3 separate regions of the Mus musculus genome follow, and regions 2 and 3 are each linked to region 1. The links are chromatin loops, found by intact Hi-C in ENCODE. Cell type or tissue: gastrocnemius. All regions are shown on one strand. Each heading gives the region's core, and the rest is flanking DNA. Links, peaks and the distances in the headings are about the cores only.

Region 1 (10,358 bases), core at 2,883-7,882:
TTTTCTTTTTTTTTTTTTTCTTTCTTTTTTTTTTTTTTTTTTTTGGTAAAGATTTATTTATTTTATGCCTATGAGTACACTGTAGAGGTCTTCATACACACCAGAAGAGGGCACCGTATCTATTACAGATGGTTGTGAGCCACCATGTGGTTGCAGGGAATTGAACTCCAGGACTTCTGGAAGAGCAGTTAGTGCTCTCCACCACTGAGCCATCTCTCCAGCCCTTGTGGAGATTTCTTAACCCTCAGAGATACAACCCTAATGAGGAAATTCTAGATGGTGGAGAAAATCAGGAGAGCACTCTGGGGAACAAAGCAGGTTTCCACTAATCTATGCTAAATACAGGGAGTGGAGGGGGAAGACACAAGCTTTAGTCCCAGCACTCAGAAGGCAAGGGCAGGCTGGGCTACAGAGCGAGACCCTGTCTCAAAAACAAAATGGAGAGAAGGCACAGTCACATATGACAGACAGACCGTTGCATGGTCCGAGGCGTGTACAGGTGCGTACTTGGGAAGACCCTGGGAATGTTAATACATGTGCGGCTGAAAAAGAACCACAGTTTTGGACTTGAAAACTAGGATCAGACAGGAGAACCAGCATTAGAACTGTGCACCATCAGCCTTGATTTCTAGGAATTACAGGTTGTCTCACATTCGGGCACAAGTGGCTTTAGGAACTGTGGAAGGGGCTCATGGGAACCCTAGGTGTGAAGAAGAAACCACGATACTGAGAAGGGTAGACACTATCATCCAATTGATTTTTTTTTAAGTTATTTTATTTTGAGACAGGATTTCACTAGGCAGCCCTGGCTAGCCTGGAACTATGTAGATCAGGCTGGCCTCGACCTCACAGGGATTAAAGGCATGCACCACTCCACCTGACAATGGAAGCTATTACAAAACATTGCCAGCAAGCTACATATTGAGCTTACCACGCCGTAAAAGTTCGCTGTAAAGCCACCTCGCTCTTCTCAGTGTCTGCTTTACAGTGAGATCTGTTTCCTGGATGAGCACTGTTTCCTGCTAAGTCACATGAATGCATTGGAAATTTCCTTGATATGCGATTTTTTTTCACTTTTTTTTTTTATTAAAAGGAAACCGTTTGTTTTAGATGTGATTTCCTTATGTAATTTCTGAATGGACAAACAACATGGTTATAGGAACTCAAGCTCTCCAAGGCCCTCTGGGGGCAACTCCCCGGAAATCTAAGCTCACCCAACTGAAAAGTTCCCAACAGCTCTGTGTGCTTTGGTGACATCTTCTAACCAGTGCCTCCGTGTTGCTGGAATTCTTCATTGCAAACTGGTTTGAGTGTTGCAGATTGGGGGCCCTGGAGTGCTCCCCACCCCCGCAGCACCAGATTGCCATATTTCCAGGCACTGAGGAGTCAACATCACAAACAGACTTTTGGGAAAGGCTTTGACACCTTCATGACTGGGGAACTGAAACTACTGGGAAAGGATTGACCGGGTTTTGAGTGTTTTGAGTCCCAAGGACGACACTTCAGTAATGCTGCCTTAATGCCATGGCAGTGATCATCAGAATTCCTGGTGGCTCCTAAGAGGAACTTGAGGCCCGCTCTAGTCATCTTAGTCTGTTGCCATGTGGGGGCTGCTGTTGATCAACAGCCAGGTCTCCAGAGTAAACTATCTGCGACGTGGCCCAAGGAGTGGCTTTCTGCAGATTGCTCTGTGATTTCTCCCTGCTGTCTGCACTGTGGTTGCGAAACTCCTGGGAATTGGTAGCGGGGGCATAAAAGAATGCTGCCTTCCATTCTGTTTCTCAGATACTGCTTTCATCTGTCATCGTGTTTAGGAAAACTGGTATCCCAATTCCAATCTATAATCAAAGCCAATACTTTGGGGATTAATGGTTTAACCTAAGTGAGCAAAGTGGGGCTCCCTTCTAGACTGGAGGTCTGAAGTTGTTCATGGAGCCCAGTGGCTCTCAGCCAGGGGCAGTTTTGTCCTCTAGGAGACAAGAGTAGGAAATCTTTGGACATTCTTTTGGCTGTCACAACGTAGCAGACTAGCACTACTTGAATCTATTGGATAGAGTTCCAGGACCCTGCCAAGCCATCTACTCGGGATGCATTCGGGGGAGCCACTGCAACAAGGAATTCTTCCACACAAAATGTCAACAGCGATGAGATGTGGAGATATCTGAGAACACAGCTTGATAAATCTGTGTGAAGCTTAAAGATGGAATGGGATCGTTGCTTTAGAAAATTGTATAAGGAAGTTTTAAGGAGGGAGGCAGAGCTAAGTTTATGATGCAATTCTGTGTGGCAAGACATTCAGGATGCAAAACATCACGCACAGGGTTGGACCTCAGCATCCCAGGATCAGTCAAAGGCAGGACCCCAAGGAGTCTTACCACGTGCTTCCCATGGCTTCACCTGTCAATCCAATGCCACCGAGATCAGGAACTGTGTTGTACCAGGTCCTGCTTGGCCACTGTGAAATGCTCCAGGAAACAGATGGCCACTTGTAGATCTGACTGAAGTTCAAAATGCAGACAGAGGGGCCACAGCAAGTAGAAGCCTAATCACTGTTACACTTCAATTCTTTAATTATCAAATATATAGCCTTTCTGTTATACCTGGGTGTAAACTAAGCCCCTCTCCAGGAAATATCTTGTGGTGGGTGGAGAAACGGACCATTTTAAAACTCAAGGAAGGGTACTTGCAAAAGGAAGTGGGCATTGTGGCTAAAAGGAAATTCAGAAAGAGTCTGGGAATGGTTGTTGACACACTACATCTGATGGGTCAGGTATTCAATGATGTAGTCCAGTCTTAACCTGTTTCCATGACATCGTTCTCTCAAATGTCTGCGTGTAAGTTATACAAACAACCTGCCAGATCTAAGTTCACAACTTGATAAATCTGTACTAAACCAATGTACAGCTGGAGACAGAACACTGCCAGGGCCTGGGAAATCAGCTCTGTGACTCTCCTGTCGTATCAGTGCCCCCACCCCATGGATAATAACTATGTCCCCGAAAAATGAGCATTGTCTTGAGTTGAACACTAATTCATGGACTCACACAAGGCATACACTTTGTCTTGTCTCTGTCTCTCAACAGTAAGTTTTTAAGATATAATACACACATCTTCTTGTCTGTTATGTGCAAGACTGTCTACCATGGAGGGAGAACTTTTTCAGCAATGTGTGCACACACGGGACCTTACATACAGCGTAGAAGCACATATCTGTGTGAAGGGTGCATGCAAGGTCCTTTCCTTCTGGTGTAGAATGAGACTTGTCCAATTCAAAAGTGAAATTAAGAAAGCAATTCCAGTCAGAGTAGCATCAAAAAGAAGAAGGTGAGGGCTGGAAAGATGACCCAGTGGCACTGGCTTCTCTCAGAGAGGACCCAGATTCAGTCCCCAGCCCCAGTGGGGCAGCTTGAAACCACATGGGACAGCAGGTTGAGGGAATATGACACCCTACAATGGTTGCCTACAGATATGCACATACAGTTGTGCACACATACAGGTAAAGTAAATATTTTTAAACTTATAAACTATAAAGTGTTTATTGATACAGGTACAATTGTGCTCTGAAACACATGGAACTGTTGGAAATGTTTAAAAAACCTAAATAAATGAAAGAGAATTCCATGGTCATGAATCAGATGACTTCATATCATTAAGGTGGCCATAGTCCCTCAAATGGAGCCATAGATTCTGCATAACCCGCAGCAGAATTCCAGCTGTAAAGGTGGAGAGCTGGCTTTAAAATTCATGTGGAACAACAGAGGACTCAGAAGAGTAAAGTCAGGAAAACCTTAAGGAGCTGGTGAAACCATCATGAATCTAGTCATGAAGACGGAGCCCCAGACAGCTCAACACCTCTCAGTAGGCCTCCCTCTCAAATATCCCTCCACACCCACCCCTCCAACCAACTCAACAGACTTTGGGAAACACACTCAGACCTTATCCAAACCCCGAAAACACATGGCAGGCATGAAGATAAGGGAGCACACACACACACACACACACACACACACACACACGTACACGCACATGCAGTCCCCTGCAGCTAGCAGTCTGCTAAAACAATGGCCTCTAAGGAGCATATGTTTCCCTGACCAGTCTCATGCTGGGGAAGTTAAAGCTGGAGACCTTTACATCACCCAGAGGGGGACTTGTCTTCTGGAAGGAGTCTGCACTATGCTGGCATTGACTCAGGACAGACTGAGAGCCAACGGCAGCAGTCAGCATTGGGTCAGTGAGGGCCAGAGCCACATCTTGTCCAGAAATGTGCAGTGAAGCACACCTCTTGCTCTCTACTTAACCTCATGTCAGTACTCAGACCATGGGCTTGGGCATACCATTGACCCTCCTTACCGGTTCTCCCAAGGGACATGCAGTATGAATCTTTTTCTGTCTGTTACTATTATTTGCCTGTGCAGGATGGTGGCCCAGCCTTGCTTGTTAGAGCTGCAAAGGCCCAGACTCTGACCCTAACAATAGCAATTTCAAGATAATTCAGTGGAGAAAAAGTTAAAACCAGTATTCTCAACAAATTGTGTTTAGACACATAGATATCCACATGCAAAACAAATTGGAATTGGAATTTGCCTCACAATCTGGAAAACGCATCCAAAATGGGTCAAAAATGTAAATCTAAGAGCTAGAGCTACAAATTTTTAGAAAAAAAAAAAAAGCATCAAGGTACATTTTTAGAGCTTTGATTAAGTATTGGATCCATACATATGATATCGAAAGCACACACATTACACACACACACACACACACACACACACACACACACACACACACATAATATCAAAAAGGGAGAAATGAGAGTCGAGGAGAATCTTCATGCCTTGGAGAATGGAAAGATCGACTGGAGAAGCAGAGGATTCTGGGAGAGGAAAGCACTCCAAGTTAACCTCCTTTGGCATGCCTTCATCCTTAGCTACAGCAGCAGCTGCCAGAAAGGTGTGTCTTCCCTTGCGCCATCCCTGTCCATCCTTAGCCAGACCCTCCTGGTCTACCAGGGCTTTTCCAGGTTGAGTAGGGTGGACTCCATTCATAGCACTACCCAGAATGACCACCAGATGGCGACGTAAACTCATCAGTGACTACATTGGCCTAAGCCACACACAGGCCACCATGAAGTGACCAGGTAAGACTCAAGGAAAAACAACATGTTTCTATGCTTGGCCCTGAACCCCAGAATGGCTTAAAGCAAGCAACCAGCACATGGATGAGGGACCACAGTCATTTTTCTCATAACTGGAACTCTCTTATGAGAGTTGAGTCTTTCACACTAATCTTCAAATAAATAAAACAGGACAGCCACTTAAATTTAAACTTCACATATAAATAACTATGTCAAAAAAAGTGTTTGTGGTATACTATGCTAAAAAGAAAAGAAGGACCAGAAATCCGCATTCAATAAAGATGTTATATATTCATGTAGCAGTTTATGTCTGGCAGGCTTACTGATCCTTCCACCATCCATTTAATAATTGCCCATATATCACGTCCTAGACCTGCATTAGCTAGTCCAAAAGTGAGCCAAGGACAGTGCCTATATCTAGAAGTGAGTTGAGGAAAAGACACCTTGACAAATGGTGGCAGTCAGAAGGCACGGCACGCATGGGACAGAGGGGGTGTGGATTGGACGCAGGCTGTAGTTCAGAACCCACTTCTTTGCAGCATCACCTCCCAGACAGAACCTACTTCTGATGTTCACTAGCCATGTGGGTTTGCTTAGGTGAACTATTAACACTTCTGGGCCTCTGATATGAATGGAAACTTCTACCACACTTACAGATGCCCAAGGAGCACTGTCTGCTTGGCCCAAGGTGTGGCAATATTAGCAGGTGTGGCCTTGCTGGAGGAAGTGGGCACTGTGGGGTTAGGCTCTGAGACCCTCCTCCTGCCTGCCTGAAAGACAATGCTCTCCTGTTTGCCTTCAGTACAAGATGTAGAACTCTCAGCTCCTCCAGTGCCCTGCCTGCCTGGACACTGCCATCCTTTCTACTATGATGATACTGGACTGAACCTCTAAACCTGTAAGCCAGCCCCTTTTAAATATTGTCCTTGATAAGAATTGTCTTGGTCATGGTGTCTCTTTACAGCAATGGAAATCCTAACTAAGACAAGTCTTACTTTCAAAATCACATGGTTTTATATCTACTTCACATGTCCAGTCATTTCAGTGTAAAAGATATCATTAGCAGTGGTGGCACATGCCTTTAATCCCAGCACTCAGGAAGCAGAGTCAGGCACAGCTCTGAGTTCAAGGACAGCCTGGTCCTGCACAGAGAGTTCCAGGTTTTTTTACACACCTGTCTTGAAACGAACAAACAAATAAGCAAAAGATATTGTTGTTCTTACTCCCTAAACAAAACAAAAACCTGGAAAATGTATCCATTCTATAGCTCTTCCACCCTATGTAATTATATAACTTTCTCATAAGCCACTTTGTGGAGAAAAGCCATGAGGATTTAAAGCCTGGTGTCATGTGACAGGCTTCACCCTGTAGAAAGAGCCCTAAGGCAGTGATGCTGGGGTGGATCAGAAATGGAGAGTCTGACAAGGCAGGCAGGTGTGAGACAATTCAATATTCTGGGTCAGAGATGATCATGGTGAGAGAGATCAGATGGACACAAACATGTGACTGACATTTCAGAATAGAACTGATTTTAATAGAAAAGCACCCTGGGCGTTGGGGGAGAAGAGTTACACCATAACTACAGTAGGAAGGTAGACTGGGTGTGGGTGGGTGGGGAGGGAGGGAGAATTTACTTCCCTTAAGGACACTGAGCCTTGATGACAGAACTGCCTTGAAGGTCTAAGAAGTGGGAGAACCATCGTGGGTGGAGGCACATAGATTCAGAAATTACCAGGAAAGACGAGGCCATTCAGGGAACAGTGTGGAGAGGAGAACGGGCAGAATGTAGTCTAGAACCAGGGGAGTTACTGTTGGGGAAGGACAAGGTTTCCATTTTACAAGATGAATGGGGTTCGTCAGATGAGTGGTGGAGGTGGGAACCCTGGGGAACATCCAGTGTTCGAGGTCACATCCATGGGACAAGGTACAATGAATGGAAAATGTCTAAGTGTCATGGCAGAGTGTCAACTATCAGGCAACAAACAAAAATGTGAACAAACTTCATTTCGTGAACATTGTTTTGAAAACTTGTGCATCAAAAACTGATGGTCTAATGCTTTGATATTCCAGCCCCCAAAATCAGGAGTCTGCATGTCCAAGCGCTGAAGATTTTCGAGGGCTAGAAACTGGGAGAAAGGAGGGGAAATGGCCATGTCTCAGAGGGAAACTGACCAGATTTAGAGCTGAGGAAGAAAATTCATCCAAAATGTAAGTGGAATGGGAAAGTGGCCTCATTGGAGGGGCTGCCTAGAAGGTAACAGGGCAGCAAAGATAAAACAGATTTAGAAGGTGTTGAGCCAGAGATACTGGAGTGAAACGTAGGCTAGCCAGGTAGATGTTTAGAACTGCCCAGCCTTTGAGTTAGTCAAGGCATATCAAAATTAACTATCATAGGTACGCTTGTGTGTGTGTGTGTGTGTGTGTGTGTGTGTGTGTGTGTGTGTGTGTGTGAGTGTGTGAGCGCACTCCTGCGTGTGTGTTTCATTCAGGAATCCAGAGGGCTCTTGTTCGAGGCTGGGAGTGCAACAGCTTAGCTAACTACCTCAACAAAATACAAAAACAGCATCTCTAGAGAGTGATAAGAAAACCCAGAGTAAGAGGAATTCTTTCCAATTTATGTATCTGATAAAAGGTTGGTTAGCAGAAAACACTCTTACTACTGAACAACAGGAAAAAATTCAAGATAGACTGGGTGTGGGTGGGTGGGGAGGGAGGAGAATTTACTTCCCTTAAGGACACTGAGCCTTGATGACAGAACTGCCTTGAAGGTCTAAGAAGTGGGAGAACCATCATGGGTGGAGGCACATAGATGCACACACATAAAAGATGGGAAAAGGGATTCTGAGAGACTGCCCCTCACCCAGCCCTCTCAAAAAAGATGTACAAGTGGCTGAAAGCATATAAAATAGTCTCAGACTTGAAGGCAGAGACAGTTCACAATGAACATCCCCACAACTATCAAAAAACAAAACAAAACAAAAAAACAGGAGATAAGAAATGTTTCCTCTGAAAAGATAAAACAGAACTACCCTACATTCAAACAATTCCACTTCTGAGTATATGCCCCCAAAAAATGTAAAACCAGGTCTCAGAGAGACATTTGTGGGCCTGAGTTCACAGTAGCACATAGCACAGTGGCTAGAAGGTGGGTATGAGCAGAATGCTCATGCAAGCATGAATGAATAAGTATAGCATGATGTGAACAAAGGAAGGTGCATCCTTTACAAGGAGGGAGCTGGGTGTGGCATCCACCTGAAACCCAGCACCAGGGAGTCAGAGGCAGGAGCATCAAGAGTTCAAGGCCACCTCCAGCTACATAGTTTGATCAGGCTACCGATAACCTTATTTCAAAATAAACAAGTAGATAAATACTGTCACATATTGAACATCAAGATACATTATCTGGGCTCAGGAGAGTTCAGTCCCTAAAGCACTTGCCTAGGAAGTACAAAGACCTGATTCCATACCCAGAACACCAGTTTAAAAACAGAAACAACAGATGTGGTGGCTCACGTGTATTACCCCAGTGCTGAAGAGGCAAAAGGAAGTGGATCGATCCCCGTTCTTCACTGGGAGCCAGCTGAACTAGCTTGTCAAGATCTAGGTCAGAGAAATACCCTGTCTTTGAACACTCAAAGTTCTTCTCTCTCTGTGTCTGTGTCTGTGTCTGTGTCTGTGTCTGTCTCTGTCTCTTTCTCTGTCTCTCTGTCTCTATCTCTGTCGGTCTCTCTGTCTGTCTCTCTCTCTCAAGAACACACATTCGAAATCTTAGGAAAGAATTATTTATTGGAAAAAGATCTATATTTTCATTTATATCAGTAAGTGGAGTTATGCTGAACTCTAAGTCAGGCCATGGCAGTACATAGCTGGGTCTCAGACACTCTGCCCAATTCCTGTGTAGACCTTCACTTTCCCTCCTCTTTGAAATGAGACGTCTATATCAGTGATCCCATGTCTGGGCTACTACTGTATGTTGACTGTAGTAGATGATGAGGTTCTTGACTGCACAGACTAATGGATGGAGTTGTCCCCAGATACAGAACCAGAGGTTCTATACATACACAGGGACCTGATTCAAACGATGAGATCTGACACTGGGCTGATGGAATGAGACATAAGGGTCTTGAGGGAGGAGATGAGTGTATTTTGAGAGCAGGTGTCAAAGTATGGAGAATTATATTTATATTTCCCAAATTATTAGCCTCACCAACAGTTCCCAGCCACGTGTATTTATCGCCCTGGGGAGAAGTTTCGGGGACAAAGGACCTGAGACACAGCATGGGAATTAGGTTTGATCTCCAGGGCATGGTGGAACGAGCCTGTTATTCCAGTGCTGGGGGCAGTGGAGACAGGTGGTTCCCTGAAGTTCATTGGAAAATTCGTTTAGCCAATCATCGAGCTCCACTGTCTCAGTAAGAGATCCTGCCCTGCCCCCCCAAAAAAGGATGTGGCAGCTCAGATCTGTCATCCCACTACGTGCGAGCACAGGCAGGAGCTCTCTATACATGAAGTCAGCCTGATCTACATAGTGAACGCCAGGCTAGTCAGAGCTACACAGTGAGACTCTTGTCTCAAATAAATGAGAAAGAGAGAGAGAGAAGGAAAAAAAACAAAGGAAGAAGGAAAGAAACAATTAAGGAAGACAACTGATACTGACCCCAGGCTTCCACGCACATGTTTACACATGCACACATGCACACATACGCGTATACTCACAGGCACACTCACATATAAAAGAGTCCCATACTTGTGCTATAGAATTTTGACCTTTCTCCTGTTGAGACACAGGAACTATGCCTATGCCTAGGCTGTGTGTTTTGTGTGTGTGTGTGTGTGTGTGTGTGTGTGTGTGTGTTTTCCAATAAGACATGGCTCAAGTATAGGATTTTGAAGCTAGGTTATAAGAGGGATTTTGCTTTTGTCTGCATTGGAGCATCTACTCCCTAAAACCTTCCCCTACTGTGTAAAAAAACCGATTTCCCTGAAACCAACAGATGGCAGGAAAACCAAAACTCACTCTGATACCATGATGATAGGAAGTTGCCCAGAAAGTCCTTGGTATTTAAGCCCCAGCCATCATTTGACTTCAGTGACACCAAAACCATCCAAATGAGCTCACCCGAACCTCCTAGCCCACAGAAATTCAGATAACGAAATGATTGTTTATACCATAGAACTACAGTGATCCATTATGTAGAAGCATTTTAAAAACTTAAGAGGTTACCAC
Region 2 (10,358 bases), core at 2,062-7,061, 190 kb after region 1:
CACAGCCCTAGTGTGGGATCCCAGCTCTTGGGAAGTAGGAGGAGTCTGCGGAAAGTTTGAGGCCAATCTTATCTACATACTGAATTCCAGGCTAGCCTGGGCTACAGAGTTTGTGATTTTGGATCTCTGGATCTCTCAATACCTAGCTGTCTATAAGTCTCTCACCCCCATTCCCTCTCCACCCCCATCACCTCAACACTTATAAAAAGTCTGGGCTCTGAAGGCCAGAGCTTTCCCTTTTCAAAATTACATTTGTTCATTTGCTCTGTGTGTACATGTGTGTATTTGGGTGCATGTGCACACACCATAACACATGTGTGGAGGTCAGAGGACAACTTGGAGGACTTCATTCTCTTCTTCTACCTGTGGGTCCTGGGCATCAAACACAGGTTGTCAGTCCTGGTGGGCAGATCTGTGACCCACTGAGCCATCCGGCCATGCCAGCCAAAGCTTTCTTGACTGATGATTTAGGCAGTCTTGTGAGGCAGTGAGGTCGACCACATTGATTGCTATTTGGCTCCACAAACTCCTTGCCAGCAGAACTCTGGTTGTCAAGTGTGGGCTGACAACACTTTCAGAAAGGCTGGGCATGTCTCCCAGTGGGGTTGCCACATCTAGCAATTAAAATATAGGATACAGGGGGTGGGGGTATAGCTCAGTTGTGGAGGGCTTGCTTAGAATGAACAAAGCCTAGGGTTTGATCCCAATCCAGCAAGGAGGGAAAACATGCAGAGTATCCAGTTAAAACTGACTTTCGGATAAACAAGAAATAGGTGAGCTGGGCATAATGGTGCACACCTGTAATCCTAGCACTCAGTAGACAGAGCCAGGATGATCAAGAGTTCAACACCAGCCTCAGATACATAGCAAAACCTTGTCAGACAGGGGGAGAAGAGGAGGGGAGAAAGGAACAGAAGGGTAGGGGAGGAGAAGAGAGTGTGGAAAGGGACAGGAGGGGAGGGGAGAGGAGGGCGCCCTCTTTCTCGGGCACTAAGAATGAACTATGAGCTGGTCAAAAATGAGAGTCCTCAGGCCTCTTCAGGGATGGACCTGAGGTGTGGGCATGTAACACAAATCTAGCTAGCAGATGCACTGGGGGGCCTCTAGGAAAGACTTTTCTCCAGCTTAAAGTCAGAATGGAAGAGGACAAGTGAGAACAGGGAGGCCTCCTGCCTTCAGTGACCTCATGGTCTTAGGCACTGCAGGGGTCATCTTGTCACTAGGAGGGAAAATCCAGATAAAGTCAGAGTAAGCCAGGTGTCTGTCTGTCTGTCACAGTTCAGCGGTTCTGAGGGTCTCTCCCCAACAGAGACATAATGTTCTGTGACATAATATTTCCTCACTGCGAGAACCACTTTCCGTTGCCTGGTCTGTCCATGATTGCTGGCAACATCCTAAGCGATTCTGCTGACAGGAACCAGGAGCTAGGTCAGCAGGTGTTAAATGGCTGTGGTGAACAGGCTCTGAACTCAGCCAACGAACCTTCCCTTAGCCATGGGCACGGCACTTTCATTGTGAGGTCTTCCAGCCTGTGGCTGTTGGGTGGCTGTTGTGTGGGTCTTTCTCAACTCCTCACCCTTTAGGAATGACAGCAACTCTCCAGACTGTGAGGGCGTGAGAACGAGAGAGATTTGCTTCCTCAGATGGGTTAGCTATTTTTGTTAGCCGTTCTCTGTGTCTTCAAGGTCATCGACAGCTTTAGAGCACTGAACTGACTATACCAGGAAGTGCTAGGCAGGCAGGCCAACATTAAGGGATGAGTGGACTCTGTGTAACAATTGTGGGTGTACAAAGAGGGACCTTTAGCCTAGAAGATGGGGTTAGTGACCCTGAGGTAGCATTACCTTTTATGGTGTCTGTTTTTCCATTTTTGATCACAGTGTAGAGTGTTTCATAAAACAGTTTTGATGTTTGTTGAGTGTTTTTACTTTAACCTGTTTGTCACAGTTACGTGTGCAGGTGTAGAATTCTGATCAACAACTCCATCTCTCTTCCTTCTTTCCTTCTCTGAAGCAGCCACAAGTTATCAGTTTGTTTTCCTATTCTTCTCTCACACATTACAGTCCAACCACAGTTTCCCTCTCCCCTCCCCTCTCAGGTTATCAGTGTCTTGTGTATGCCTGCAGAGATTTGTAGGCCTTGGAAAAGCATATACATATACACAGATTCTTTTAAAAAGCTTTTTGTTGTTGTTACTGTTGCTTTTGTTTTGTTTTTAAGTGCTGGAGATGAAATCCAGGCCTGATATGTACTAGAAAAGTTAGTTATATTCTTAGCCCTAGAATTCCATTTTCTGAGGGGGTGAGTGAGCAGAGATGGGTATATGAATATGATGCACAGTATTCCTTTTAGAAAACATTTATGTATCTATATAGTGTGTTTGCATATGTTTGTGGGTACACATGCCAGAGATCAGAGGACAACTTGTGGAAGTTGGTTCTCTTCTTCCATAAGCAGATTCCAGGAACTGAACACAGGTTCTCTGGCTTCGTGGCAATTGTTCTTTCCAGCTGAAAAGTCTCCTGTGTCCCTGGCCTGGGATACACAGTGTTCTACTGAATGGATGTACCACAGCTTATACGCCAGGGCTGGAGACTAAGAGCTTTCACTCTTCCAGGGGACTTGGATTTGGCTCCCTACACCCACCTTGGGTGACTTCCAACCTTCTGGAACCAGGAGAACTGAAGCCCTCTTCTGGCCTCCATGGGCTCCTGCATACATTTGATATACATAACTGACACGTATGACCTTTATTGACAGCACTTGGAAAGCACATCTCTGTGAGTTCAAAACTAGCCTGGTCTACAGAGTGAGTACTAGGACAGCTAGGAGTACACAGAGAAGCCCTATCTCAAACAAAACACAACACAACAAAACAAAAACAAAAACAAAAAGAACACATAAAACCCAGAAACAAATAAATAAAAATAATTTTTAAAAAAGCTTATTAGCCAATTCTTATTGGCAGTCTAGAGGATATTGATAGAACCTAGTAGGGAAACCCCCACTCAATTCCCAATTCTGTGGGCACCCAAAAAAAATCACGAAGGACCATCTTGATGTAATTACATGAGGACGTTTAATGACGTAGCTCCGGACCGACATGCATCCCACACAGGAGATAACGGATGTCGGCCATGAGGCTCGGAAGCTAGGGGTTTTTATGGGGTGAGGGGCTTAGGGGTGTGGAATTCAGCATAGCGACACACTATTGGCTTATTCAAACATCAGCAGAAAAATTACATGTACGTGCAGGGTGTCAGAGTTCTGTGAGTTGTTGACTCAGTTCAGATAGCCCTGCTATGTCTTCACAGTCCCCTTTATCTTATGGTCAAGATGTTCCCAGGAATGTTTTAACAACAGGGCATACCCAGGTTTGTTTTTCTTTATTCTCAGCCCCAGGCAGCCTCTAGGCTCACAAACAACCAGCAATTTCTGTGTACTTTATATGACTTACAGGTCTTGAAATTTCATCTTTCTTTCAATATAAGCCATGTTTTTTGGCTGGCCAGTTCTTTCTGAACACTTCAGATGTTTTACTCTGCAGATCAGGCTGGCCTTGAACTCATGAAGAGCCACCTGCTTCTGCCTCCAGGTGCTGGGATTAAAGGCATGCACTATTAGCACACTTGGCTATGGATACTTCCACTGCCCAGCTGCACCCAGAATCCTTCTCTGAAACAGAAGTAGAACCCAGAGGAAGGAGGCTCCACGAAGGGCTTCCACATTTTTGGTATAGATGCCACAGGGCTTAAGTGAGGACATCCTGCACAGTCACAGGGACTGGCACCATTAACAGTTGCATCCAGCTGTGTAGTGATGGCGCACGCCTTTAATCCCAGCACTCGGGAGGCAGAGGCAGGTGGATTTCTGAGTTTGAGGCCAGACTGGTCTACACAGTGAGTTCCAGGACAGCCAGGGCTACACAGAGAAACCCTGTCTCGAAAAACCAGGAAAGAAGAAGGAGGACGAGGAGGACGAGGAGAAGGAAAGAAGGAGGAGGAGGAGGAGAAGGAGAAGAAGAAGGAGGAGGAGGAGGAGGAGAAGGAGAAGAAGAAGAAGAAGAATTGCAGCCAAGTTCCTGGTGTCTGTGTTTATGATGGCAATGTTCTAGATGTTTTATTCTTTGTGCTATTTCTGAATGTGGTTTATGGCTTTAGTTATGGGGGTCAGCACTGAACCTGCTCTCCTGTCCTCCCAAGAATTATCTTTATAATAAACAGTTTTAAACTGTCCAACCACTTACACCTGCTGCTTGCAAACAAGAACCCTGTCTGAGATAGGCATATATATATATATATAATTTTTTTTTTTCCGAGACAGGGTTTCTCTGTCACTTTGTAGACCAGGCTGGCCTTGAACTCAGAAATCCTCCTGCCTCTGCCTCCTGAGTGCTGAGATTAAAGGCGTGTGTCACCACGCCCGACTCCAATATATTTTTGTAGGAGGGGAAACGTCTGATGATTCTCCTTGCATGTACTTCTGTGCCACTGTGTGTAAATCCACATGGTAAAATGCTAGGGCCCTGGGGATGGAGAGACAGCTCAGAGACTATGGAGCACTTCTCGCCCTTGCAGAGAACCTGAGTTCCATCCCCAGCACTCTGGGCTAGAGGTTACAGCAGCTGCTGGGAGGAGTGAGCTGGAGAAGAGAGAAAGCGAGGCCTTTTGAGTAAGGACCAGCAATGGCGGTCTCAGAGCAGCTATAGCAAAGGGGGAGGTCTTCAGAGAAAACAGTGGGAGAGCCCAGAACACCAGAACAAGCAAGCTCCAGTCTCCTGCTTCTACTTCAGAGGACAGGAGTTCAGCTGTCACATGGTGACAACCACCTGTAACTCCAACCCCGGGGGTACAGCTCCCTCTTCTGGCCTATGTTGGTACCTGCACACACTCACACAGACAAATACGGGTAAATTAAAATAAATCTTATAACAATAATTCAAGTTAAACACATGTTTTGCATCTGAACCTGCTTGTCTCTTGGAGGTTCTCAGCTACAGCACAAAGGAGGTCAAAGGCTAGTCCCGTCCATATTTTTATATTGGAGACCCTTGCGAACAATCCAGACAGAGCAAGGGCTCTTAGGGACTGTGAGAAACTCAAGAGCAAAGTTCACAGGGAGATGAGATGGAAAGTCACTTGTGCTTGGTTCTGGGTCACCCAGGAAAAGCAGTTTCTAGTTCTTTCTTGTGTATATTTGTGTGTGTTGGGGGAGGGATGATTTCTGTTCGATCATTATTCAGGACCATGCAATTGAGACAGGGTCTCACTGTGTAGCCCTGGCTGTCCTGGAACTAGCTGTGTAGACCAGACTGGCCTGGAAATCACAGATTTCCACCTGTCTCTGCCTCTGAGCACTAGGATTAAAGGCATGTACCACCACCACATGGCTAAAAATATTTTGGGGAGGGGTAGAGAGATGGCTTAGCAGTGTGTCTGAAGACAGTGTATGTATGTTTGTATAAATAACATAATAAAATCTTTAAAAAATAGTTTTTTCAATAACAGTTCCTCAACCTTCACCAAATTTTTTTTTACCAAGTGTGGTAATGCATACATTCTCTGTTGTTTTAGTTTTTTTGAACCAGATCTCACTATGTAACCCTGGCTCGCCTTAAACTCTCAGAGATCTGCTTGCCTTGACTCCTGAGTCCTAGGATTAAATCCTCTTGCACCTCCGTCCCCCCATTGTGTTCAAGTGACACTTGGCTTTAATCTCATTTTTCATTCAATAGGCAGAGGCAGGCAGATCACTGTGGATTCAAGACCAGTCTGGCTGAAGTCGTGAGTTTCAGGTCAACCAGGGCTACATAGTGAGACTCTGTCTCAAAAAAAAAAAAAAAAAAAAAAAAAAAAAAAAAAAAAAGCTAGAGCTGGGCGTGGTGGCGCACGCCTTTAATCCCAGCACTTGGGAGGCAGAGGCAGGTGGATTTCTGAGTTCAAGGCCAGCCTGAGCTATATAGAGAAACTGTGTCTCAAACCACCTCCCCCCCAAAAAAAAAGCTAGAACAAAGAAAAATTCTGAAAATAAAAAAATTGAGAATTTTCCCTGAAGAAGCTATATGTGTTGGTACACACTTGCTACACAAAAAACATAACTCAAAAAATCTTAAATGAACACAACCGTGTATTCTGGAGCTATTTCGAGTGACCACAGTTCAGTAACACACATTTAGGTTACCACAAATTCTGTGTTCTGATGTGGAAACAGTTTCATAGTTTTACAGAATAAAGAAAGTCCCAAATCAAGGCAAGTTTAAAACACATTTGTGGGTACATCAGAGAGGCAGGCACAGAGAGATTGGGGAAGCTTTCTATAGCCCAAGATGCTATATGGTGAGATCTTAGCTTCTGGGTTGGTGGAAGCTGAGGGTCTCTGTAAGAATCAGGGTCACTTATGGTGGATAGGACAGCTTCCTGATCTTCCAGAGGACCTGGGCACCGTTTCCAGCCCCGACACCAGGTAGCTCACATCGACCTAGAATGCCAGTTCCAGGGAGCTCACTTAGGCACACACAGAACCGTGTAAGTAAAATTCCTTTTTGACCTAGATCGGTCAAAGAATGGCGAGCGGTGAGTAAGGGGTTTGCATGGGGCCATGGCAGGAATCTAGGAAAATGAGTTATTTGAGTCCTGGAATGTTGTTTACTGTGGTTGGGAGTGTGTCACTGTTCAGGAATTTTTAAGAGTAGAGTAGCTGTGACTGACTGCTACGTTAGAGGGCAGGCATTATTTTCCTAGGGGGTTCAGAGGTTCCATTAGGGCTAAGCACTCAACACTGGCTTTGAAAAGAAGCTCCTTGGGCCAAGGCTGAGAGCAGCTCTGTGCTGTGGGTGGAATGATATTTAGAAGGCTGTTTGGCTGCATCTCCATTTAACAAAACAACACGGGTAGCTTCCCTCTAGGGCCTGCGACCACCTGAGCTACAGGCTTTCTCTAGGTTTACAGAACCAACTGTGAATCTCTCCCATGAAGGAGGCCTCACTCCAAGCAGAAAGCAGTTGATGGCCACTGTAGCAGTCCTGTCACTGTCAGGGGCACAACCTGCCTGGGGAGTCAGGCTTTAGCACCCAGCACTCACCGTGTGGTAATATCAGTGACTTTTCTCCCTCCATAGCCTGCATGCACAGTGCCTTCTCACACTATGAAAGCCAGCCAGCAGGGAAGAAACTTTTAGATCATCGAGTTACAGCCTCAGCACTTTTACATTTTAATTCATACTTTTTGTTTGTTTGACTGTTGTTCTGGGGATTAAATTCATTGCAACCACTGTAGCATCTGAACTACACCCCCATCTCTGTTTTCATGTTTTGAGGCAGTCTGGCTGACCTGGTACCTACTATGTAGATCAGCCTGACCTCTAACTTTTAACAATCCTCCTGCCTCAGCTTCTGAAATACTGGGATTACAAATATGCTGTAGCCCAGGCTGGCCTTAACCTCCTTATGTAGCCAAGAGTGACCCTGACTTCTGTTCCTCTTGCCTCCACCACTGTGATGATAGACCTACAGACATGTGACACGTGACACGTGACACAGCTGTTTTTATTTTTGAGATACAGTCTAGTTCATTTGCCCAGGCTGGCACTGAACTCACTCTGAAGCCCAGACAGACTTTGAATTTGTTATCCTCCCAGCTCAGCCTTCCAACTAGATAGGATTACAAGTCTCAACATGCAGAGTCAGCTTTTTTTCTTTTTTCTTTTTTTTTTTTAAAGATTTTATTTATTATACATAAGTATACTGTAGCTGTCTTCAGATCTCACTATGGGTGGTTGTGAACCACCATGTGGTTGCTGGGATTTGAACTCAGGACCTCTGGAAGAGCAGTCAGTGCTCTTAACCGCTGAGCCATCTCACCAGCCCCGCCAGCTTTTTTTCTTAATAAAGTATTGAAATGAGATCTGTATGTGTATCATCATGTTGTTAGTAGATTCACAGTACTGTGTGGTGAAGTATGCCGAGGATGTATGAAGTGTACTTTAGCTGGGCCTGATGGAGAAGGCTGTAACCCAGCTATTCAAACAACTGAGCAAGGCTGGTGGCTCACAACTGACTATAATTACAACCCCAGGGAAACCATCGCCCTCTTCTGACCTCCACAGGTACTGCACACACAGTACACAGACATACGTGCGGGCAAAATACCCATATACATAAAAGACAAATAAAATTAAAACCTTTAAATTTTTCAAAAGAAAGAAATTGAGAGAGGAGACCAGCCTGGTAGAATTTTCAAGACCCTATCTCAATGTAAACAATGATTTAAAAGAACTTAGGATACACTTCAGTGGTAGAGCCCGTGCCTAGTATGTGAGTTCAATCCAATCCTTAGTACTACAAAGTGAAGAGCAACTGTAGTTGGCAATGTTTAGCCTCTAGAATGCCCTCACCTAGATAAGAACTGGAAGGTAATTTAAACCCCTTCCCTTTAAAACTCAACAGTTGCTCTCTCCAATGTAGATGTCATTATCTTTCTGACTTTGTGGTTCATTACTTCTTTGCTTTAAAAAAAATTAAAAAAGAATAGATTTTACAAACTTTGTACAGCATCGTAAATTCTAGACCTTAATTTTTTTAATTTTAATTTTTAGATAGTCTCACTTGTTAGTCCAACTCCCAGAGATCTCCCTGCCTCTGTCTCCCTAGTGTCTGAATTAAAGGGTGAGCCACCACCTGGCTTTTAATTACTTCATCAACAGAGCTAACTATCCTAACCTAAGACCAGTAGATGGTAACATTTTGGGGTGTGGGCTGGAGAGATGACCCAGTGGTTAAAAGCACTGACTCAGAGGTCCTGAGTTCAATTCCCAGCAACCACATGGTGGCTCACAACCATCTGTAATGGGATCTGATGCCCTCTTCTGGTGTGTCTGAAGTGTGCTCATATACATAAAATTTATAGATAATTCGTTAAAAAATTTGGGGGTGCTCATTGCAAATTTAGGATTCTTCTTACTGATTGAACATAACCAAACTCAACCCCGAAATGAGGGAGACTATCCAGGCTTCTGCTCTGCTCTGGAATGGGGGACAGCCCTCAACCATGCTTAGCAATGTGAAATTTAGGCTAGGAACTTTGCTCTTTCTCTTCTCTGAGAACAAGGTACCATTGGAATGCTTTTAATTCTAATGCTTATGCTTCAAAGAGCAAGACTGTTTTCTCAAAGAATGCTGTCCCACATTGTCTGCGGGCTCCCCCTTCCCCTCCCTAGAGGCTGACGGACGTAGAGTTAATTACTGAAAGTTGGCTCCAGGGAGACTTCCGAACTTTCTCCTGATTAGACTGAATTTCCCTTCATCCAGTCTCTCGTGGGTGTCTCTAACCTGCAGTGGGATTCTCTCTGCATCTTATCTTCCCTCTCTGGGCCTGTCTCACGTCTCTCTTCTCTAAACCAAAATAAAAGGGGCCATTAACAAACCACTTACAACTTTAAAAGAGTTCTTTAAACAAATTAAACCAGTTTGTAACCATTCATCACACCTTCTTGTGAATATAGCCTGACTTGCTCCCCTTACTGATCAGAACTTGGTGTGACTCGAGGGAGGTAAAATCAGAGTAAACTTCATGGGACCTAAGGGGCCTGATCCAGAGACTTCACCTTCCCAAGGGTCACGTGTGACACTCTGGGGATTTTCACAGTAAGAATTCTCCAGGAAACACAAGAGGCCAACATTATTGCCCCAGTTGAAATGAGCATCTCTCTCTCTCTCTCTCTCTCTCTCTCTCTCTCTCTCTCTCTCTCTCTCTCTCCATCCCTCCCCCTCCCTTCCTCCTTTCCTTCCTACAGGGTCTCACTACATAGCCCTGGCTGCCCTAGAACTCACTCGATAGACCAGGCTGGCCTTGAACTCTCAGAGCTCTGCCTGTCTCTGCCTCCAGAGTGCTGGGATCAAAGGTGTGTGCAACCAACACTCAGCTCTATTTTTAAAGATTTTTAAAGATATTTTTAATTATGTGGAGTTCTGTGCACATGAGTGCAGTTACCCTCAGAGGCCAGAGGAGTTGGATCCCCAAGAGCTGGAGTTACAAGTAGTTGTCGCGCATGGCTTTAATCCAGCATTGGGAGGCAGGGACAGGTAGATCTCTGTGAGTTAGAGGCCAGCCTCACAAAGTGAGTTCCAAGACAGTCAGGGTTACACAGAGAAGCCCTGAGATAGCTCCATATTTGTCCAGGCTCCCCACCAACTCCCCCCCTGAACATCTGGAGCAAATTCAACCTCCAAATACATAGAAAGAAACCCTGGTCTTTTTCTCAACTCATGCACGGCCTGAACCCCCCCACCCCCACCCCAGATGACTGACTTGGTGGGTTGGACTCATCTGGAGACCACCCAAATTCAGTATGATTCACTATGA
Region 3 (10,358 bases), core at 3,114-8,113, 77 kb after region 1:
CCAGTCCTCATTTTGGTTTAAGACAGTTCATTGTGGGTGTTCTCATCTTGTGGGCTCTTGGTGACTAAGAAGTGCAGCTTCGAAGGCAGCTGTGTTTCCCAGAAGTTTCCCCATGGCTCAGCAGCAGCCACTTCCTCCCTCAGCCCCTCTCCTGTGGCACCTGGAGATGCCCTCTGTCCCTTCCCTAAGTGAAATTAAGGTAGCAAGTTTGGAACCATCTTGACCCAATTTATACAGCCTGGCCTCTGGCTTTTGCTACTTATTTTAGGAAGGAAACAGCCACAGAATCTGCTCCCTGCTGGCTTCCTGGCAGTTGTCATTCCCAGTGAGAAAAAGCTCTGTCCATCCAAGGACCAAACATGACCTTCTAAGTCGGATTGTCCAAGTGCCCCACATGTTCTGTGTGTTCTTGTCAATCAACCACAAACAGTTCACCCTACTTCATATATTGGAGAGGCCAGCCTGGAGCAGCCACAGCACGTGACAAGGCTGGCAGAACGCTAGCTTGATTTTTTTGTTGTTTTAAATCCAGCAACTTTAGCTATGTGTTTTGCTAGCTTCTATTCTGCAGTGATTTAATTTGGGTTCATATTTTCTGGCATTAAAATCCTTAATGCGCTGGGTATGGTGGCGCACGCCTTTAATCCCAGCACTCGGGAGGCAGAGGCAGGCGGATTTCTGAGTTCGAGGCCAGCCTGGTCTACAAAGTGAGTTCCAGGACAGCCAGGGCTATACAGAGAAACCCTGTCTCGGAAAAAAAAAAAAAATCCTTAGTGCAACATTTTTTTTCAACTTAGATCAGTTGGCTTCTCCATGGTGCATCATGAGGACACTAACACCAACTTTACTTGGCTCTAAGCCTATTGGGGAAAGGAGCGCTCTTGTTCAGTTGTTTTGCCCCAGATGGGAATGGTGCAGCACTTTTCCTGTTTACATGAGTACCACCTGCTCTCCATTAAAGCAAAGCCAGACATCCAGACGGTTCGTTTTTACAGAGCTGTCGACAAATCCGAGTCCAAGATGAGCTAGTAAATGAAACCAGTGTGAAGCCCAGACTGTATTCTAGTGCTGACTCCTTCACCAGTGACAACTGACTGGGAGGGAAAGGGCCTGACCTCACCCTCACCACCTCAGCCACACCTCATGCCGCTGCAGCTCAATGGGGAACCTGCCAGGAAACTGAAGGGCAGGGGATTGTCTCATTATTACGAGTTCTGACTCGGACCTGGAAGTCACGGAACATTGTTAAACAGTTGTGCTGTTCTATTATGTGTCAAATTTCTACCTTTCCTCTGCTTGACTTTTAGGTAAGGGTAACCTGGTGTGGCTGCATGACAGATAAAGGACAGAAAATATGGCTGGGCTCATACCTGCAGCATTTGTCAGTTCATTCTCAAATCGCCACCGACCTAGTGTGGCTTGCTTTCCACAGTGATGGGCATTTTGTCCGTTCTAAAACATCCCAGTTGTCCTTCACATGGGTGTCTATATGGTTGGGTAGCTTCTGAGCACTTTATTGCCGTCTAAGAGATATGAGATATGTGAATACTTAGCCACTCTTTTACTGAAAGGGTTTAAGTATCGTGTATTTTGCCCCTTAAAAAAACTAATGTGCAGAGCCAGCCTGTGTGGTGGTGGTGCACTCCTCTAATCTCAGCACTCAGGAGACAAAGGCAGATGGTCTCGGAGTGTGAGGCCCCCCTCATCTACAAAGTAAGTTCCAGGACAGCCAGGGCTACGTAGAGCTACATAGAGAACCTCCTTCCCTCTTCCCTCCCTTCCCTCTCTTCTCTCTCTCTCTCTCTCTCTCTCTCTCTCTCTCTCTCTCTCTCTCTCATTTATTTATTTTATATATGTGAGTATACTGTGGCTGTCTTCAGACACACCAGAAGAGGGCATCAGAGCCCAACCTCTGGAAAAGCAGTCAGTGCTCTCATCTGCTGAGTCATCTTTCCAGCCCAAGTAACCCTATACTCAAGCCCCCCCGCCCCCCCAAAAATCTATATACTATTAGTGTTAGCACATGAGTAAAATTTTTTCTGATCAAGTGCAATTTTACAGCAGTTTCGGATTCATGTCCTCACCACCAACACACATACACACACACACACACACACTGGCTTGCATGCTTCACCACCACTGGTGTTTTTACCAGTGCAGAACACACATGTGGTGATCTAATCCTCACTCAGCCACCACCCAAGGCCTGTAGCTTGGACACACACTTCCATAGTTAGTATCTTACATGAAATGACTATTGTGTACCCAAGGGAGATAGCTCAGAGGTCAAGAGCACCCATGTTCAGTTCCCAGCACTCACACTGGACGGGTCACAACCATCTGTAACTCCAGCTCAAGTGCCCGATGCCTTTGGTGGCAATAGGCACCTTCACTCATGTACAGACACACAATTACAATAAATCTTCCATGTCTAATGGCATGTGACTACCACTCCCAGGCAGATTTTACTAACCTGACAGTGCCCTGGCTCCCATTATACTTCCCCCAGAGCCACTGGAGGTCATTGAGCTTATAATCTCCAGATTTTTGCCTTTCCCACACTGCCACGGTATTGGTAATTGCACATATTTTAAGTTAGAATCTCCTCTACCACAGAGAAAGCTTTCTGTTCCAAAAGAGAGCCAAGGAGGGTTCAAATCCTTAACTCACCTTTTTAGCATCAGCCAACAGAACTGACAACCTGGGAAGGGAATTGGAAAGGAAGACAAAGCTCATTTTAATTAATGAGCTTTTAATTAATGTTAGATTTACCACGTTCCTATTGAAACACATACTCCAAATTTTCCGGATCATAGCCATGTGTCTTGGTGGTTTGGCTCTGTCTGCCCACTGCTGTGGGTCCTGCCATCATAGAACATTACACAGGGACCGAATGCTACCATGAAGGACTGTCTCAGTAAGGAGCTGAAAGTGGCCTAGAAACCTGAGATCCCAGCAGGAAAGCCACATGTGATACTCATGTGGCTGCACTAACATGGAAGCCACAGAAGAAAGTGGTGTGTGGTCTCCACATGGTTAGATGCCAGGCCACTGTCTTCATCAAGAGCAGATGGAGGAAGTGTCATTATCTGCACGCATTAGGACAGCAGAAAGGACAAGGTGAGTACCATCCCCAGTGTGATGGTAGTGCACAGTATCTGAAGTCAGTGGGTAGTTAACATTTCTCCCCACAGGACTGGAGAGAGGGCTCAGCAGTTAAGAGCACTGCCACTTCCAGAGGTCCTGAGTTCAACCACTTAGTGGCTCACAACCATCTGTAATGGGATCGGATGCCCTCTTCTGGTGTGTCTGAAGACAGCTACAGTGTGCTCATCACATATATAAAATAAATAAATCATTAAAAAAGAAATTCGACGGGTGTGATGGCGCACGTCTTTAATCCCAGCACTCGGGAGGCAGATGAGTTCAAGGCCAGCCTGGTCTACAAAGTGAGTTTCAGGACAGCCAGGGCTACACAGAGAAACCCTGTCTCAAAAAAAAACCAAAAAAAAAAAAAAAAAATCTCTCCACAGCTCCTTAATAGACCATCTATGTAAGTGAAGTCCCTACAGCCAAAGCAGGATCATTGGCCCGCTGGCCTCCCGAAGAGAAGCTTTTATATAACAAGTAGTGAGGCTGCATGGGCAGGAAAACAACACTACTAAACATGAAGGGCGCTGGGAAGTGGTGGCGCACGCCTTTAATCCCAGCACTCGGGAGGCAGAGGCAGGCAGATTTCTAAATTCGAGGCCAGCCTGGTTTACAGAGTGAGTTCCAGGACAGCCAGGGCTACACAGAGAAACCCTGTCTCAGAAAACAAAAACAGACAAACCAAAACCATGAAGAGCCTCTCTGGGCGGTAGTAAGACAGACCTTTAATCCCACCCCTTGAGAGGTAGAGGCAGGTGGATCCATGGGATCAAGGCCAGCCTGATCTACAGAATGAGTTTCAAGACAGCCAGGGCTACAGAGAGAAATGCCTTGAAAAAAAGAAAACTAAAACAATAATGATAATGTGAGCCACACTTTTGGTTTGTTTGTTTGTTTTTGAGACAGGGTATCTCTGTATAGCCCTGGCTGTCCTGGAACTCACTTTGTAGACCAGGCTGGCCTCGAACTCAGAAATCCGCCTGCCTCTGCCTCCTGAGTGCTGGGATTAAAAGCGTGTGCCACCACACCCAGCTGTGAGCCACACTTCTAACTCCAGCATCTGAGGGGTGGAGACAAGAGGCTTGACAAGATCATCTTCTGCCTGATCTACTTGTGACACTTTCCCAAAGACCCTGTCTCAAAAAAGAAAAAAGAAAAAAGAAAAAATAACCATTCTGCCGTACCAGTACTGAAAAATGTGGTCAGTAATTCTCTAGGGGTTCTAAGAATTCAAGAATGTTCTCTAAGATTGTTCTTATAATGCTAAGATGTCATCTGCCTTGCGATTGACTTGAGCACAGCTGGGTTTAAACACAAATAAAGCCACCAGGGCATGGCTGGGAGGCCAAGCAGTGCTCTCCAAGTGTGAGTCCTCTGGAGTCCTTTCCCTTGAGTGTCCTCAGTGGAGGGAGGACGGTGACTAGAGTTCATGAACTCACCAAACACTAGGGGCTTTTTTTTTTGGGGGGGGGGTGTGTGACAGGGTTTCTCCCAAGTGCTGAGATTAAAGGCATGTGCCACCACTGCCTGGCAGAACTTGGGGCTTTTGAGAAACAATCATTGTTAGGAAACCTGAAACAGTCTTTCTCGAATAATATAGGAAAAAAGCAATAAAGGATTCCTCCCGGAGTGGATATACAATGGTTATAGCAATAGCTAACACATATGTAGCATTTTCCCAGATCAGCTTTTTAAAAATTCTTTTCTATGTTATGTACACGAGTGTGTGTGCATGTGCGTGTGTATGCATGCATGTGTGTGCACGCGAGTGTGAGAACGTGTGTGTGCACTAGTGCGCCATGCATGTACTCAGAGGCTAGAAGAGGCCACTGAGGCTCCTGAAGCTCCAGGCTTGAGAGCTGGGGACTGGTCTGTCTCTGGCCTCTGAAAGAGCAGTAAGTGCTAACTACTCAGCTATCGCTACAGCCCCTACCAAGATTATCGTGATGGTGATGGTGACCGAGCTCAGCACTTCAGACATGTAGGTACTTTTCCATCCTTGAGTCATTTAGAACTTCAGCTCCTGCAAAAATCTTTGCAGAAAGGGGTATTGTGCAAATCTTAGAAAATTAAACGTTGAAGCCAAATCTGTTTTTATACTGTAAATATCAAACCAATCTCATTGTTAAGGAGCTCTGATGAAGCAGTAGACTATGCTGACTTTATCGGAGCTTTGATGATTGGAAGAATGAGCCTTTCAGCATTGTCGCCCACTTTCATATTTGCAGTAGCCTTTTGGAGGCCCGGGTAATTCACTATGAATTTAAGGCTTGTAGATTCCACTTGTGGAAAAAACTGTCATTGGAATTTTGGTAGGAATTGCATTGATTTATATTTTTTTCTAAGTAGGGCTTGCTATTTAAACAATATTAAACCTCCCAAACCAACTGTCATGTGTTTCCATTTATTTAATGTATTCAGTTTATTATTGTAATGGAGTGTGCATGGGGTAAGAACAAGCTGAGAGAGTTGGTTCTCCCACTGTGGGATCCTGGGGCTTGAATTCAGATCATAGGATACTGACTTTCCCACAATAAATAAGAGTTCCTTCTGCTGCTGTTGTTGCTGCTCCTCCCCCCTCCTTTCTCCTCCTCCTCTCCCTCCTTCCTCCTCCTCTCCCTCCTTCCTCCTCCTCTCCCTCCTTCCTCCTCCTCATCCTCTTCCTCCTCCTCCTCCTCCTCCTCCTCTTCCTCCTCATCCTCCTCCTCCTTCTTCTTCTTCTTCTTCTTCTTCTTCTTCTTCTTCTTCTTCTTCTTCTTCTGCTTTTTTGTTTTTTGCTTGTTTTTCAAGACAAAGTATCTACATGTCACCCTGGCTGTCCTGGAACTTGCTTTGTAGATGAGACTGGCCTCCACCTCTCAGAGCTCCGCCTGCTTCTGCCTCCTGAGTGCTGGGATTAAAGGGTGGGCCACCACCTCCCTTCTTCTTTTTTGTTCATATGTTTTTGAGTCAACCTAGGTAATTTGTGTGTTTCTAGGAATTGGTAGGATGTATTTAAATTACCTAATTTTGTTATATAATTATTTGTAGTATTTATTTATGGCTTTTTCAAGACAGGGTTTCTCTGTGCCCCTTGGCTGTCCTGGAACTCACTTTGTAGACCAGGCAGGCCTCAAACTCAGAAATCCGCCTAGTACTTATTTTTAAATTCTTTTACTTTATATGCTTCTCTTTAAAAAGTACATTTACTTTGTGTGTGCGCACGCGGGTGCGTGTGTGCGTGCGCTTATGTGTAAGTTCATGTGCTACAGAGTCAGTATCTGTGTGTGTGGTATATGTAGAGCTGAGAGGACAATCTGAGAAAGTTGGTTCTCTCCCTCCACTGCATGGGTCTCAGTGTCAGACAGACTGTCAGCTTGGCAGCCCTTACCTGCCGAGCCCTCATGACAGTCCAAGTGCTTCTGTTTTAAAATCTATACCCTGCTGGGCATGGTGGTGCACACCTTTAATCCCAGCACTCAGGAGGCAGAAGCAGGCAGATTTCTGAGTTCGTGGCCAGCCTGGTCTACAGAGTGAGTTCCAGGACAGCCAGGGCTACACAGAGAAACCCTGTCTCGGAAAAAACAAACAAACAAACAAACAAAACAAAAAAACTATACCCCATACTAACCATATTTCAAATAAACTAAAATAGGACAAAGTTAAAAAGAAGATATGCAAACACTCAAGTTTTATTTGCATATTCATTTACATAATAATGATATGCTAAATATCAAAGCAAGAATGGATGATAAATGTTTGTGCACAGAATTTTCAGATGTGTCAATATGATAAAGCACCACTACAAGGAAAGAAAAGAAAAGAAAAGAAAAGAAAAGAAAAGAAAAGAAAAGAAAAGAAAAGAAAAAAGGAAAAGAGGAGAAAAGAGAAGAAAAGAGAAACCTGGAGAAAAATATTTGCAGGAAATATGCAATTTTTTGTGTTAAATCTACTCTAAATCAAAAAAGCACCGAACACAAAATTGTGTGTGTACATAAACTATGCAAGTGAACAGCACACTTGCAAAAAGATTCATTTCACCAATAAAGTAAAAAATGTAAGATGCAACATATTTTGCCCATTATGAGGGCCAGGGAGTGGAATATGATGGTTTGTATATGCGAGGCCCAGGGAGTGGCACTATTAGAAGGTGTGGCCTTGTTGGAGTAGGTGTGTCACAGTGGGTGTGGGCTTTAAGACCCTCATCCTAGCTGCCTAGAAGTGAGTATTCTGCTAGCAGCCTTCAGATGAAGATGTAGAACTCTCAGCTCCTCCTGCACCAGGCCTGTCTGGATGCTGCCATGTTCCTGCTTTGATGATAATGGACTGAACCTCTAAACATGTAAGGCAGCCCCAATTAAATGTTGTCTTTATAAGAGTTGCCTTGGTCATGGTGTCTGTTCACAGCAGTAAAACCCTAACTAAGACACCCATCATTAATAAAAAGTCTTTCTCTCTTTGCGTTTATTTATTTAGTGTACTGTGTGCATGGGTGTGCATGTGTGTTCTTGTAGAGGTCAGAGGACAGCTTGAAGGAGTTGGTTCTCTCCTTCTGCAAGTCTAGCAGGCCCAGGGAATCAGACTCTGGCCTGGCAGGCTTGGCCATGAGTGCCTTCACTGCTGAGCCATCACAGTGGCTCTGAAGGATTCTTTAATAGTTTTGTTGTTGTTGTTGTTGTTTTGGTTTTTCGAGACAGAGTTTCTCTGTATAGCCCTGGCTGTCCTGGAACTCACTCTGTAGACCAGGCTGGCCTCTAACTCAGAAATCCACCTACCTTTGCCTCCCAAGTACTGGGAATTCTTTATTATTTAAATCAATGATTTGCTATGATAGAATCTGTATATTATGGGAGATAAATTGGAAACTTTTAGCAGACGGTAGAAAAGTTTCATACTTCTTGACCAAACAAGTACATTCCTTAAAACCTGTCAGGATAACAGAAATATGGCCAAAGAGTCCTAAGAATGTGCATGCCGGCCTTGGTGGCTCATACCTTTAACCCCAGCAGCGGCAGGCAGAGCACATGAGATCTCCAAAGCTTAAAGGTCAGACTGGTTTACATATGGAGGTCCAGTCTAGCCAGGTCTAAATAGGGAGATTCCATCACAAACACAGACACGAAGAGGCAAGGGTGGTGGTGCAGGTCTGTGGTCCCTAGCACTTGGGTTAGGAGCAGCCTTGTCTCAAAACAACAATAAAACCAGAATAATAACAGTAACAGTATTTATACTGAAAATTTAAATATAAACTCTCCCATAACAAGATAAATAGTGTCAAAATCAAAAGATGGAAAATAATTTCAAAATGTCTTTGATGACATCAGGAAGTGATATTGAGTAACTGAGTTCAACTTATTAAAGTAAACATTGACAAGGCTGTGGAGAAATTAGAATCCATGCACACTTCTGGTGTTGCATTCAGCTCTAGCCCATGCTTTAACATACAAAAAAAAAAAAAAAAAAGGAGAGAGGAGGGCAGGGACTGCTTGGGAAGACGGAAACTTATCAGGAGTGTAACAAAGAACTCACGGGATCAAAACAAAACAAAGGATAAGAACGTTAATAAAACCCAGTATTTATAGTTCATATATGCTAATAAAACCTTTTACAAATGTTGCCGCTGGGAAGTAGCTTGGCCATTCCTAAGGAATTAAATATGCTATGTTACAATCCAATTCCTAGATACATTCCTAAAAAAAAAAAAGAAAGAAAAGAAAAGAAAGAGAACGAGACTGGAAGCCGGTTAACAAGTAGTTGCCAGAGAAAGAAGGAAAGCGAAGCTGGGAGCGATTACTTGAAAGGCAATGAATGTTCTTCCTAGTGACTTAAAAGTTTTGATGGGATGTGCTGGTGCATGCTCTGATCTCAGAATTCTGGATGCAGAAACAGGCGAATCTCTTCGAGTTGGAGAAAAAATTGGTCCCGGGCTCCAGCCTGAACATTAAAAACAAACAAGCCCTCTAATAGAGAGGTGACATTTGTACAACATTGTGATTGTACTACAGGTCACTAAAACGCTCACTTGGACTTTCCCTGATCAGTGTAGGTGGAAGACCCCTTTGGGAATACTTGGTGCTGTAGACTTGAGAAACAAAGGGATAAGTATGTTATATGAACCTCAAATTTTAAAGGCTTCACAAAAATAAAACAAGGGAGAGACAGATAGTGGGGTAGGGGGTTGTAATGAGGAAAAGAAGGAGAGGAGGAGAAAGAGAGAAATATGAACTGCTTCAAATGCTAAGGGCATGCCTTGAGAACTATAGGCAGATGAGTTTTGGTCACGGTAGCAACACGCTCCCCCCCGCCCCCCCCATCAGAATGAAATCTAAGTAAGATTTCAAACCACCTCTCTACCTAGCTGGGTGTTTCAGAACTGCGACTGGGGGAGGGTTCCTGGACCCAACCACTCCGCCAGTCAGAGCAGACTGCACAGAGGACCTGGGCGTTGAGTTTGTTCCTTTGTTTAAAAAAATGGGTGAGCTTTCTGTGAGCCAATAGAGGGCTGGCCCTGTGAGGAAGAGCAACAAATACGTGAGCCAGATAAGGGGTCAACCCATCACGGCAGAGAAGACACTTGGTTGGCAGTGAAGCCCAGGTGGGGCGGAAACCTTTCCCAGACCTCGACCATAAAAGCGAGGTTATAAGCGACTAGGGCAGGACCTGGGACTGCACCCAGCCAGTGGGCTCGGAGAGTAGGAGTCCGGGCCGCCGCTGCATCCCAGCGTCCAGGGCATAGGGGTCCCTCGCTCCCGTGGCTCGGTCTTCCCTTCTGGCCTGGGTCTCGGTGAATGGACCCCGACACTTCAGCTGACGGAGCGAATGTCTTTCGCATCATCAGAACAACATGCTTTATATACTTTCATCACGCCGAAAACCAAAGGAAACCTGGAGCAGAAGCAGCATTCGTAGTCCCAAACACCGAAACTAATGTCTGCTTAGCGAGAGGAAGGCCGCCCCAGCTTTAGCCTCAATCCGGCTCACGGCGAGCTCCTGCCGCAGGGTGCGAGCCTGCAAGCCCGCCTTTCTTCTGGCCCGGGATCCTTTAGTTTACGCAGAAACACATTAGGGAAAAAAAAAAAATCTTGGTAAGCATTAGAGGGAAAACTGCAGCAGCCCGACGCAGCGGGGCCTTCGATAGCTCAGTTGGTAGAGCGGAGGACTGTAGTCAGTACAATATGGTAATCCTTAGGTCGCTGGTTCGATTCCGGCTCGAAGGACTTCGTGCACTA

The links. Hi-C counts contacts between places; a loop is a spot of excess contacts. Peaks named below come from ENCODE experiments on the same cell type or tissue, not always from the same donor. Only the 100,000 strongest peaks of a DNase experiment are listed, where the experiment ranks them.
Region 2: it touches region 1 in a loop (7-fold over the local background); 32 of 42 quality-filtered maps call a loop at or near these places.
Region 3: a loop joins it to region 1, with 8 times the contacts of the local background. A loop is called at or near these places in 7 of 42 quality-filtered maps.

Annotation. Positions count from the first base shown.
Region 1 is chr5:30,801,245-30,811,602 of GRCm38, forward strand. All of the region lies in intron 1 of Gm46907 (a long non-coding RNA gene), which reads right to left. Among named protein-coding and RNA genes, the nearest start is that of Gm46907, 8.3 kb to the right of the region's middle. In gastrocnemius, for the core only: no CTCF peak of the experiment used is centred there; a DNase peak (open chromatin) is centred at 5,051.
Region 2 is chr5:30,993,679-31,004,036 of GRCm38, forward strand. No RefSeq gene overlaps it. Among named protein-coding and RNA genes, the nearest start is that of Tcf23, 30 kb to the left of the region's middle. In gastrocnemius, for the core only: a CTCF peak has its summit at 4,873 (motif pointing left); a DNase peak (open chromatin) is centred at 2,640; H3K27ac peaks cover 256 bases.
Region 3 is chr5:30,877,826-30,888,183 of GRCm38, forward strand. Gm35795 (a long non-coding RNA gene) reads right to left here. Exons shown (of 2, transcript XR_376844.2): 2 at 8,340-10,169. n-TYgta9 (a tRNA gene) reads left to right here and starts at 10,258; the gene lies at 10,258-10,346. In gastrocnemius, for the core only: no CTCF peak of the experiment used is centred there; no DNase peak of the experiment used is centred there.